Linked DNA regions of Homo sapiens: region 1 is linked to region 2. A link is a loop called in an ENCODE intact Hi-C map of the cell type or tissue named here. Cell type or tissue: K562. All regions are shown on one strand. Each heading gives the region's core, and the rest is flanking DNA. Links, peaks and the distances in the headings are about the cores only. Region 1 overlaps LOC124903334 (a long non-coding RNA gene). Region 2 has its middle 23 kb from the start of ZFP36L1.

What was found. Peaks named below come from ENCODE experiments on the same cell type or tissue, not always from the same donor. Only the 100,000 strongest peaks of a DNase experiment are listed, where the experiment ranks them.
Region 1: a loop joins it to region 2, with 4 times the contacts of the local background. A loop is called at or near these places in 3 of 110 quality-filtered maps.

Annotation. Positions count from the first base shown.
Region 1 is chr14:68,521,079-68,526,447 of GRCh38, reverse strand. LOC124903334 (a long non-coding RNA gene) reads left to right here. Exons shown (of 3, transcript XR_007064223.1): 2 at 1-3,833; 3 at 4,027-5,369. It also overlaps a transcript of RAD51B not described here. Among named protein-coding and RNA genes, the nearest start is that of RAD51B-AS1, 160 kb to the left of the region's middle. RefSeq lists an enhancer at 1-22. In K562, for the core only: a CTCF peak has its summit at 2,232; no DNase peak of the experiment used is centred there.
Region 2 is chr14:68,813,762-68,819,130 of GRCh38, reverse strand. No RefSeq gene overlaps it. Among named protein-coding and RNA genes, the nearest start is that of ZFP36L1, 23 kb to the right of the region's middle. RefSeq lists enhancers at 2,024-2,073, 2,174-2,223, 2,098-2,837, 2,854-3,083, 3,164-3,383 and 1 more and a silencer at 2,324-2,713. In K562, for the core only: a CTCF peak has its summit at 2,272 (motif pointing right); DNase peaks (open chromatin) are centred at 2,320, 2,690 and 4,420; H3K4me3 peaks cover 763 bases.

The DNA of each region.
Region 1 (5,369 bases), core at 310-5,309, 290 kb after region 2:
TACGGTCACATGTCGCTTAACGACACGTTCTGAGAAATATATCATTAGGTGGGTTTGTTGCTGTGGAAACATCGTCCAGTATACTTACACAACCTAGATGGTATAGTCTACTACACACCTAGGCTATATAGTCCTGTATGTGGTCAGTTGTTGACCAAAACATTGTTATGTGGCACATGACTATATGTGGCAAAGCACGAACAAGCTGGTTTTCCAAATGACTTGCCTCAAGATTTGGGACCCATTTAATAATAACAACGATAGAAACAACAGCAACAACAACAATGAACATTTTTATAGCACTGAACATGACCCAGACAGTTCACTAAGCACTTGACATATATTAACTCATGTATTTTCCCCATTTTACAGATAAGAAAACTGAGGCGCTATGATGGTAACCAACTTTCCCAATGTCACAGAGGTAGTAAGAACCTGAACCAGAGCCTCAGGAATTCCAATTTCTTAACCCAGCTCAGGAGTTTGACTTGGATGTTCATGTGATGGAATGGTGGAGGACAGAAGAAAATTGTAAATCACAAGTATTTCCCAGTTGATAACTTCTCAAACCCAAGAATGGCTCAGGTTGGCTCCCGGCACTTGGCATGTCATGGTTCTATCATGCTAATTCCATATGCCGGAGCTCATTGAAGTTGTGGCTGGCTATCTGGAAGGGGAGAAAAATCCCCCAGACCCTGTGCTGGCTGGAAGTGTTTGGCATTTGGGGCGAGTGTGGGTGTGAAAAGCAGCTTGTTGTAATGCTATAGGATGTCTGGACCACACTAAGGAGAGGCCCTGGCAACACTGCTAAGAAATGGAACATCACTCGTCAAGAAGAGACCCCATTGCAGGGAAACTCTGATGGCTGAAGTGCTCATATGCAGGTGGGGCTTAGCCAGGAGAACCATGAGAATTCCCAGATGGTCAGTGGGAAGGATGCTAAGGTGACCACCATGATTTTCACTTCCCAGCTCATGGGACAATGTCCTCCAGGTCCTATGACCTGAGGGTTGAAAACCCAGATAACTTTGAATTACTTTCTTATTGCTGTTGTAAAAGTTACCACTAATGGAATGGCTTAAAGCAAGGAAAATTTATCTTATAATTCTGGAGGCCAAAAGTCTGACATGGGTCTCACTGGGCTAAAATTAAGACATCTGGAAGGCGATGTTCCTTTCTAGAGGCTCTAGAGGAACATCCATTTGCTTGCCTTTTCCAGCTTCTAGAGGTGGCCCTCAGTCCTCGGCTTATGGCCCCTTCCATCTCCAAAGCTGATAATGGCCCATTGAGTCTTTCTTACATCGCTTTACTGACATTGAGTTTTCTGCCTCTCTCTTCCACATACTGGGACCCTTGTGATTATGCTTGGCCAAGGACAAGCTTTCTATCCCAAAGCCAACTGATTAGCACCTTTTTTGCTTCCTTAATTCTCCCTCACCATGTAACATATGCACAGGTTCAAAGGATCAGGACTTGGACGTCTTTGGGAGGCCATTACTCTGCCTATCACAGGCCACAGATGGAAAGGGTGGAAACCCCTATCACGAACATTCTTGGCCCAGTTGAGGGCCTGCTAAGCAGCTGGTGGTCTCTGCCACATGCTGGAGAGAAATCGTTGGAGACCTGCCTCAGAGAAAACACTGGAAATCACATAAATGGTTTTTAAAGAACTACAGCTACGTCCATCTTCTTGAGTCAAAAAACTCATTTCTGCTCCCTGTCAGAACCTAAAAAAGAACCATCCTGTGGGGTCAAATCATTGACACAGGCAGCCTGGAATCCTTCTGAACAGCGACTACAAGGGACAGTTTGTAGGAGAACGTGAGTTAACTCAGTTCTAAAATCTCAGAAGAACGCATCCAGAACATTCCTTCATCATGCATCTCGGATCTGTTAGGCACAACTTCAAAGCCAGCTCGAGCCTGTGGGTGTGTTTAGCCTGTGTGTTTCCCAGGGCAGCAGCGTAGAACTCACAATGTGCTTCTATTTCTTGGTCTTGAACCAACCCGTCAGGAGTGTGGAGGAGTAAGGGCCCTAATTTCAAGCCAGTCAGGGTTTACTCTGTCCATAGATTTATCTTTCATACTCTTCTCTGGCCATCTCTCAGTTTCAGTCTGTCCAGCCTGAAATGGTTTACTTTTTAAATTTTGTGCATGTTTTTATCTTTTTTATTTTTAAACTTTTGACATGCATAGCTCATTTGAGGATCGTGACAGCAGCTCTCTCTGTCGGTCGGTCAGGAGCAGTGCAGATGCCATGTGTGCCCTTGGGAAGGTGGCTTGACCTCTGTCTCAATGTCCTTGTCTGCAATATAAGGATAATTACAGCACCTGCCACCGAGGGATGACGTAAGGAGTGAGTGAACCATGCAAAGCCCTTAGAACAGTGTCTGGTACTTGGTAAAGCTGTGATACACCATAGCTGTTATTATTATCAAAAGATTAAATAAGACACAAACCTCTTTTACTGTCACAGAACTGGCCATTTTGATGCCACCAGACCATTGATATTCACTCCATTTTGAGCACGACAGACACATTCCTAAGCAATATGCTTCTTTGTTTTGCTTTATAGGAATACATTTGACCCTTGAACAACATGGACTTGAACTGCCTGGGTCTACTTATATGTAGGTTTTTGTTTTTTCAACCAAACACAGATAGAAAATACAGCACTTGCAGGATACAAAACCTTTGTGTATGGAGGACAACTTTCCCTATACTAAGGGGCAGTCCCCCACATACACCAAGAGGCATTCCTACAAATGCTTTTTCTTGTAGTGGAGGGTAGACATCAAAGCCCACTGTTGAGGGGGTAAATGATAGGCAGATGGAAAGCCGGGCACTTATGCCAGGGCCAAGAGAAAGCTCCTCTATCCAGTTTGGGTTAGGGATGTAAATAAGGCATAGTGGGTTCTCTCAGGGCTCTTTGGTGCTGGCTGTCTTCCTGATTCTCACCCAAACTCAAAAGGGAACCTCCCAGACAGTGCTACGTTGCCTTCACAGTGAATCAAATCCTGTTAATCCAAAAGGCCACCCCAGACATCACGAACAGATCTTGGCCAAGTCCATTCTAATCCAGCTTCAACCCCACCATGCCCCAACTCCACTTTCCACTCTGCGCCTTGTGGCAGTGTTGAATGTCAGGGAACTCTCCTTGGGGACTGTAAAAAAGCCCTCAGGCTTCCCATCCCAGGGCAGGGCCACTTGCTCTCCTCTGCCCTCATGCCTGGTATCCGCTTTCTACTCTCATCACAGCCTGCCTCTGAATTGCCAGCTTCTACCACCAAGCCTGGAAGAACTTCAGGGACCAAGAACCTTAACTCCAAATGGAACACAGGCCACAAAAATTCCTCAAATATGTACACCAAAACAAAAGGGTCCCCGGGGATTCACTTTATCTTACCAAGTTTCAGCTGAAGGGGAAGCATTCTAATGGCAAGTAAGAAAAGCTGTCAGAGAACTGTTTTGTTCAACATCAAATGCATTCCAGGCCTTATTTAATCAGGGAGCCCTCTTCACAGCTGATGCAGAGGTTGTTCCTGCAAATTGTTCCTGAGTCAGGGAGAGGAGCCTTGATTTTCAATGCAAAATAATGTTCTTTTGGCACAGGCAAAGTTGGTTGGCAGCTGGAGGTTTGGGGTGACCTCTGACCCTCTCCCACAGTTCCTCCCAAGTCCCACTGCACAAAACTAAGCCACCCTCAAATCCCAGGCTCTAATTGGCTCTTTGGTTTGTTTTGCTTTTCTCTTCTATCCAGAGCTTCAAAAGGCACTTCGATAATTGTTTGAGGCATGAAAAAGGCAGGTTTCAGCTTTCCTAACTGGAATGGAGGTAATTACTGTCTTCCACACACGAGCCGGTACATGCTTGAAATCAGATGGCTCTGGGTTGTTTTAGAAAGTGTAGCTGGGCCTCTGAGCCAGGAGAGGGAGGATTATGGAGCCTTCCAGCGGCTCCATTCCAGAGAGGGAGGAATTCAGACATCCCAGAAACGGTGAGGGTAACTTCCATATTTTTTTTGCAGTCTCTTCAATTCTGCCCAAGAGATTTGGCCTGAAAAGATTGTGCCTTCAACCTCATCCTGGAAATTCAGGTAGCATTTTTCGGTTTTCTCTCTCAGGAGACAGAAGCTGACACCCCACATGACTCCCATCTTGTCTGTAATCAGCAACCAGGGCTTTGACCTGCACTGTCCTCCTTTCCAGCAGCAGAAAGGGGTCAAACTGAGCCAGGTCTAGTAAGAGCTATCTCAGAGAACCAGAACACGGATTTGCTTTTGTTCTCTCAGGACAGCAAACCCAAGGGAGGGCAGACTCAGGCTCACATCCCACTCACACGGCCCTGAGTGTGGACTGGGAGCAAGACGCTGCTTCAAATTTCAGCCTGCCAGCTGTGTGTCCACAGGCAGCTAACAAACATCTCTCATCCAGCCACAGCCTCACCCAGAGAAGAGTAACCGACCCAACCTTATAGCGTTGCTGTGAAGTCAGTTAACATAGGGCTGAAGTTTGCTGTGAAGTCACAGCAACCCTATGTTATGGTTAACTTCATTTAACATAGGGTTAATGTAGGTTTAATATGAGGGGCTAACAATTACATATAAATGTTAGCTACTGTAATTGTCAGATGCATGGCCACTGGTGCCAAAGGAACCACTCTGAAAATTCTGGAGGTTTTCAAGACTCTGGGGATTCAGAAATGGAGGAAGAAAAGAAGCTGCTGCAGGAACAGTGCAGGGAAGCTAGAAGGGAACAGGGTGGCAGCCCCAGCTCAAAAGGTCTTCCCTCTCAAGGGCACCACCTGAAACGTATAAGGTTGCCTGAAATTCCACAGATTAGACATTTAGTTTTGCTTCTTTACAACAATATATCTCAAAGAGAACTGGCTGGTTAAACATTATTCATACATCTGTGTGAACTGGTTTATTTGCTCTCTTCCTAATACCTACACACTTAGAAACTCCAGGGAGCAAAGAGCTTGGGTCTGAGTTAGGGACTAGGAAAGGAACAGAAAGTAATAACTTAGAGTCATGAAGCACTGTCCAAGACATGGCCAGCTGTTCAGACTCTGAGAGCCCCAGTTCAATTCACTGGCTGGCCTGCAGACAGCCTGCCTGGCTCATGAGAAGGGAGGAGTGGGGAGTCAGGACCTGGAGGTCCTGAGGTGCTTTTCTGATGTTGGTACTTTCACGTTGCCCACTCATAAAATACCCTTTGTAAATGGCTTCTGGGACTCCCTCCTCTCTGGGAGTGCCTCCTTCGTGAGCTCTGCATATGGGTGGCCCAGAGAGCAGGCCCCAGCTGTTGCCTCTCCTCAGACATTCCATCCCTATGACCTCATCCAGGTGCGGGCTTGAGTCACCACTCC
Region 2 (5,369 bases), core at 141-5,140:
GTTAAATATGTGTGCAGAGCAGTAGGGCCGTAGGACTACATAAATATATGTGTGCAGAGCAGTAGGGCCGTAGGACTACATAAATATATGTGTGCAGAGCAGTAGGGCCGTAGGACTACATAAATATATGTGTGCAGAGCAGTAGGGCCGTAGGACTACATAAATATATGTGTGCAGAGCAGTAGGGCCGTAGGACTACATAAATATATGTGTGCAGAGCAGTAGGGGTGTCATGCGTTAACAACTGTGATGGAGCCCTACTCCTTGCTGGCATGGGACCAGTACTTCTGCACATGACCTCATGGAGTGGATGGGAAGCCTCTAGTGTGCTGCCTGGCACGGATCAAGCACTTGCTAAGTGGTAGCTATTATCAGTAATCTTCAGAACAGCCCAGTGAGGTAGGTACCATGCTATTCCCATTTCTCAGATGAGGAAACAGGCTCAGAGAAGTTAAACCACTTACTGGCTATCACAGAGTCAGGAATAGAGTTGGATTGATTTGATTGATTCTAAAGCTGCACATAGTTTTTCAGCTGCTCCCCGCTCCCTTCCCCTAACCTGGAGTCTGTTAACGACAAAGGCCTTGCTTTGCATAATGCTAGGGTCATGGGGTCATTGGGCAGGGCTGTTCTCGTCCATCTCTCCAACAGTGCACTGGTGGGCTAGGCATGGATCAGAAACCCTTGGAGATCATCTAACACAACTCATCCGCACCCCACATTTTTCAGATGTGAAAACGGGACAGAAGGGACTGAGCAAGGTAACAGGATTAATGGGATGATACCTCCTTGTCAGCACAAGGGATAAAGTGGCAGTGGTTGGTGGTCATCCTGGCCCCTGCCATCAAGCTGGCATTGATACAAAGTAAGAATCATTAGAACACTAGAATTCCTGGCTGCCATTTGTCAGCCTGGCCCACCTGCAATGAGTGACCCCAGGGATGTTTGGGTGGGGTGGGGGTGCACACAGCAGGCTGGAGCTGAGACTGGGGCGGGGAGGGTGTACTCCACCTACCTGCCCTCCAGGGTGCTTGGCGCCTCCTAGGGCAGGCTGGCCTCTTTGTGCCATGCCCCACAGAGCATTGCAGTGATCCTAGTGCAGAGCACATAGTAGGTGCTTAAAAATGCTCATTGGAGAAACAGCTGGATCCTGGACTGCAGGAGGGAGGAGATGGCACACTGAGGGCATTGATGGGTAGATGGTAACATCATGTCTGTTCATCATTACTCAGCAGACCTGGTTCCATCAGATGTGACTGCCCTTCAGGCCTTACAGAAGGTACCTACATAAATCTGCTCAGGCAAAGAGAAGTTTGTGGGCTGTGGGCACCTGGCTGGGGTTCCTCAAGGTGGAGCATTCTTCTTGGCACTGACGGGGGTAGCTAAGATCTGAGCATGCAGGCAGGCCCTCTTCTCCCCTGGATGCTGCCCTTCTGAGGAGGCAGCTCTGTGGGTACCAGAGGCATGGGCCTAGGAGGCTGTGACCCCCTGCCTGGCCCCCTACCAGTCTCTGCTTCTACAGACAGGGTCTGCATCTTACCTGCTCCTCCTGCCAGTTCCAGTCCCCTCCCCATTCCCCTCAGGACCTCATCCCTCCTCCTGGCCTCAGCTTAAGGGTTTCCTCAGAGAGGTCTTCCTCAAGAACCTTCCCATCCCAAATCTAAATGAGTGCCCCATTTATATATGTTCTCTGAGCACCTGATTCTTTTCCTTCATAGGAATTTGAAAGTCTTTTCAAATGGAATCTTATATTTCTTTCTAGGTGATTTGTTGAAACAAGTCTGTCTCCTCCGTTAGACTAAGCTCCGCGAGGGGTGAGAAAGTTGTTCCGTCCACTCGTCCTCCGGGGCTAGCAGGACATATTCTGTATTAAATGAGTAGATGACAGAAACCCCGTGAGAGAAAGAGTGAGCCGAGCCAGTGGTTCTCTAAGTGTGGCTCCAGGACCAGCGGACCAGCAGCTCAGCATCGCCTGAGGATTTGTTAGAAATGCAAATTCTCTGACTTGGTTGGGGGACCCAGCAATCCGGGTTTGAAAGAACTGTCCAAGGGGGGATTCCTGTGCACACTGAAGTTTGAGAACCACCGAAGGCGGCAAATCCCCTGCTGTTGGGTGAGTGTGCACTGTGGCAGCTTTGGTGACCTGTAAGAGGAACCATGGATGAGCAAACCCCACCTTCAAATGTAGCAAAGGGCAGAGAGAGGGTGGACACGTCACCCAGACCCCCAAAAGGGGCCCAGACGTGTTGTTCGGCGAGCTGGCCACTGGAGGGCAGTGTGGCCACGTCCATCGTGCTGCCTCCGAGGGCTTCCGGGGGAGAGCGGCCGCGGGAGGACGGGAACGAAGCCGTAGCGAGAACCTCGCCCCACGCCGCAGCCTCCTGCAGCAGCGTCGGCTCGCCGGCCCCTTGCGTTCCGAGCCGCCCAGGGAGCTCAGCCGCCGCAGCCCCGGCCCCTGTGTCTCCCCTCGCGGGCCGGGCCTGGTGTGCACGTCTGGATGGCCTCGGGCCTGGAAGGTTTGCGAGGCCCCGGGAGCCGCAGACCGCGCCGGGGAGGAGATCCCGGCAGGCCGGCCGGGGCAGAGCGCCAAGGAGGGCGGCGGAACCTTGGCTGTTTCCCGGGAGGCCAAGGGCAGCCTTCCCGCGTGATCCGCGCGCTGCCGAGCGCGTCGGCCATCTTGGCGGCCTCGCCCGGGCCCCGCGCCCGGCCCGGCTTGGTTCTCGCTCGCGGCTGAGCAGACGCCGGGGTGGCGACGGGAGAGCCCGACCGCGAAGCTCGGCCGCAGGAGTGCGTGGGCGTCGCAGAAGCCCAGGAGAGCCCTGGACCTTGGTAGCTTCCCGGGGGTGCTGGGAAACGCCACCCCAGTAGCCGCCAGGAAGGCAGGCCTGAGCCTCCGAGCCTCAAGTGAATTGGATGGTGCCAGTCGCCCTTCTTCTTTTTGCCCCATATTCAAAGAGCGGGAAGTCAGAGGGCGTTAAAGTAGGTCACAGCGGTCAGCAGGTTTTTGTGGGGCAGGCAAGTGGCAGGGTCCAAGGCCAGGCGTAGTATCTGGTTGCCTAAGATGCTTGGGCAACTCCTTCACCGGGCACACCAATCTCCGAGCCAGAGGTCAGGGACTGGCCCCGCGGAGCTGGCTGCAGGCGGCCGATGCATTCCAGTCCCTGACCACCATGGGGACTTGAGGTGCCATTCTGAGGAGCCCCAGGCCCCACCACGCCTGTTGCCTCTGTCTAGAGTAGTTCACACATGGATGCTGTCTCTCTGGTACTTGGGTGTTTCTCAGGTTCCAGAACATCCGTTCATCTTACCAGTCCTTCAAGGTTCAGCTTAAAGATCAGCTCCACCAGGAAGCCTTCCTGGATTTCCCCTCTTAGTTTCCAACAGAATCCGTCTCTTCCGTTCTCTGCCCACCTTGAGTAGCAGTAGCTTCAGCTGTAGACTCTCCTGTTTTTCCCTTACAGTCTTTGTTGCTGCATCCTCTTTCACTGAATTGTTGATGTGAGACCCTAGACTCTCTTGTTTTTTCGTTACAGTCTTTGTTGCTGCATCCTCTCTCACTGAATTGTTGAATTGTGAGACCCTGTGAGGGTCGGCACCCTGTGATACTGGCCAGGAAAGGGTTGTTGCAAGGGGATCATGGGATTGTTGAATGGGTTTTGATCTGGATTTTGATGTTGGAAATCAAGTTCCCAAATGTTTTCAACCTTGGGTAAAGGAACATGTAATGGTGTTTTTTAAGGCTGTCATGGAATCCTTTTGTGTGTTTAATTGCTTTGTTATTTTAGTAGAAATGTCAGGGTGTCAGAGGAACAAAAGCCATGGGTCTGAGCCCAAGCAAGAAGACAAACCACTGAGCCCGTGCTGGGTGCTTCCTCTGCGTGGCCTCAGGGTCAGGGCCTGTCAGATGGAATGGCAGGCTGCGGGTCCAGCCCCAAGGTCCAACCAAGGAAGCTCCTGGGGCCTTGGCCGAGCTTGAGGCTGTGATTTCAGACTCCTCGCTGGTCTAGGTCGGTATTTCAGAGGAGGCAAAAGAGAAAGTGCCTTCACAGCCTTGGAGAAGACTGGGAGCTAAAGGAGACATCCTTGCTTTTTCCTTTTAAAATAATAAGCCAAATGTTCTCCCATGAAGGACTCCAGAAAACCCCGTTCATGCCTCACCCACAGATGATTTGCTGAATGCTCATTAAGGGGAAAACAAAGAGGTGGTTTTGTTTATTTATTTAAAAGGAAAAATAAATGAGCTGTGACAAAACAATTTGAAACCAGGCCCCTCTGAGACCTGGGCTTTCACTTCCTTGATGGGAAGTAAAACAGAGAATCAAATCCCCCTCCAAATAAAAGTGAAGTTAATAATCAGACAGCTCGAGCCCTGGCCACATCCTGTCAGCCCCCTCCCTCCCTAGGCTCTCTGTTTATAGCTGCCGAGTGCTTTCCCTCCAGAGCCCAAGCCGGCTTAACCCTTTCCTCCCCATCCAGGGAAGCCCAACCCTGCTCTTGAGACTGGAGGTGGGTTCCTCACACCCACTGGTGCTGGCCTAACCTCAGCAAGCGGTGGCTCTCCCCAGGCCTGCCGGCATGGGCCTGTGTCCCCCACAGGGCAGCCAGCTTGGATTTGAGTGATATTCTCTGCTTGTCCTGCACAAAGCCTGAAAGTGTCACCTTTCCTCTCCATACCTCCAGGGGAAGACTAGGCCAACCCATTCCCATTCCAGACGCCATGCAGCTTCTATAGCCCGGTGGGCTCCAGAAAGCTGCATTCTGACAGAAAGAGGCACAAATCTTTGGGGTTTCTGGTCTGCACAGAGAGCAGCACTCTGTGCATGTCTCTGGGCTACTTTCTGTGAAAACTTTCCACTTCCTTCAAATGCCTTCCATTGTAGTAGCATGTTGATTTCTTCCAGAACCCCATGGGGTCAATAGTAGCACATCCCACTGGGCAGAGGAGGGCCCCTTGCTAAATTAATTTTGAGTTCTCTACTGTTCTAGGCAACGACTCTGCCCTATAGGGCCATAGTTATCCTCATTTTACAGAGGAGGAAACAGGGGTTAAGTACTTTGCCCAATGTTACAGAGCTAATACATAGCAGAGCTAGGATTTGAACCCAGGCATTCTGGCCCCGGCGTGCCCTTAGCCTTTGCACTCAAGGTTTAGCAGCCAGAGATTGCTCTCTTCTCTGGAGCCAGGGGGCTTTCAGAAGCTCAGGATAATCTTATGACTGCATTGTGAAGGTCTCAAAGCCCAAGGACCTTTCGAGAACATTCTTGAGTTTTGTCTTGGGCTCTCCAGCCTCCTTTCTTGTTTCCTCTTATGGGAGAAGAGGGAGCAGGTGGAGCCAGTGCAGGGCTCCATCCATTCTCCTCCAGAATCA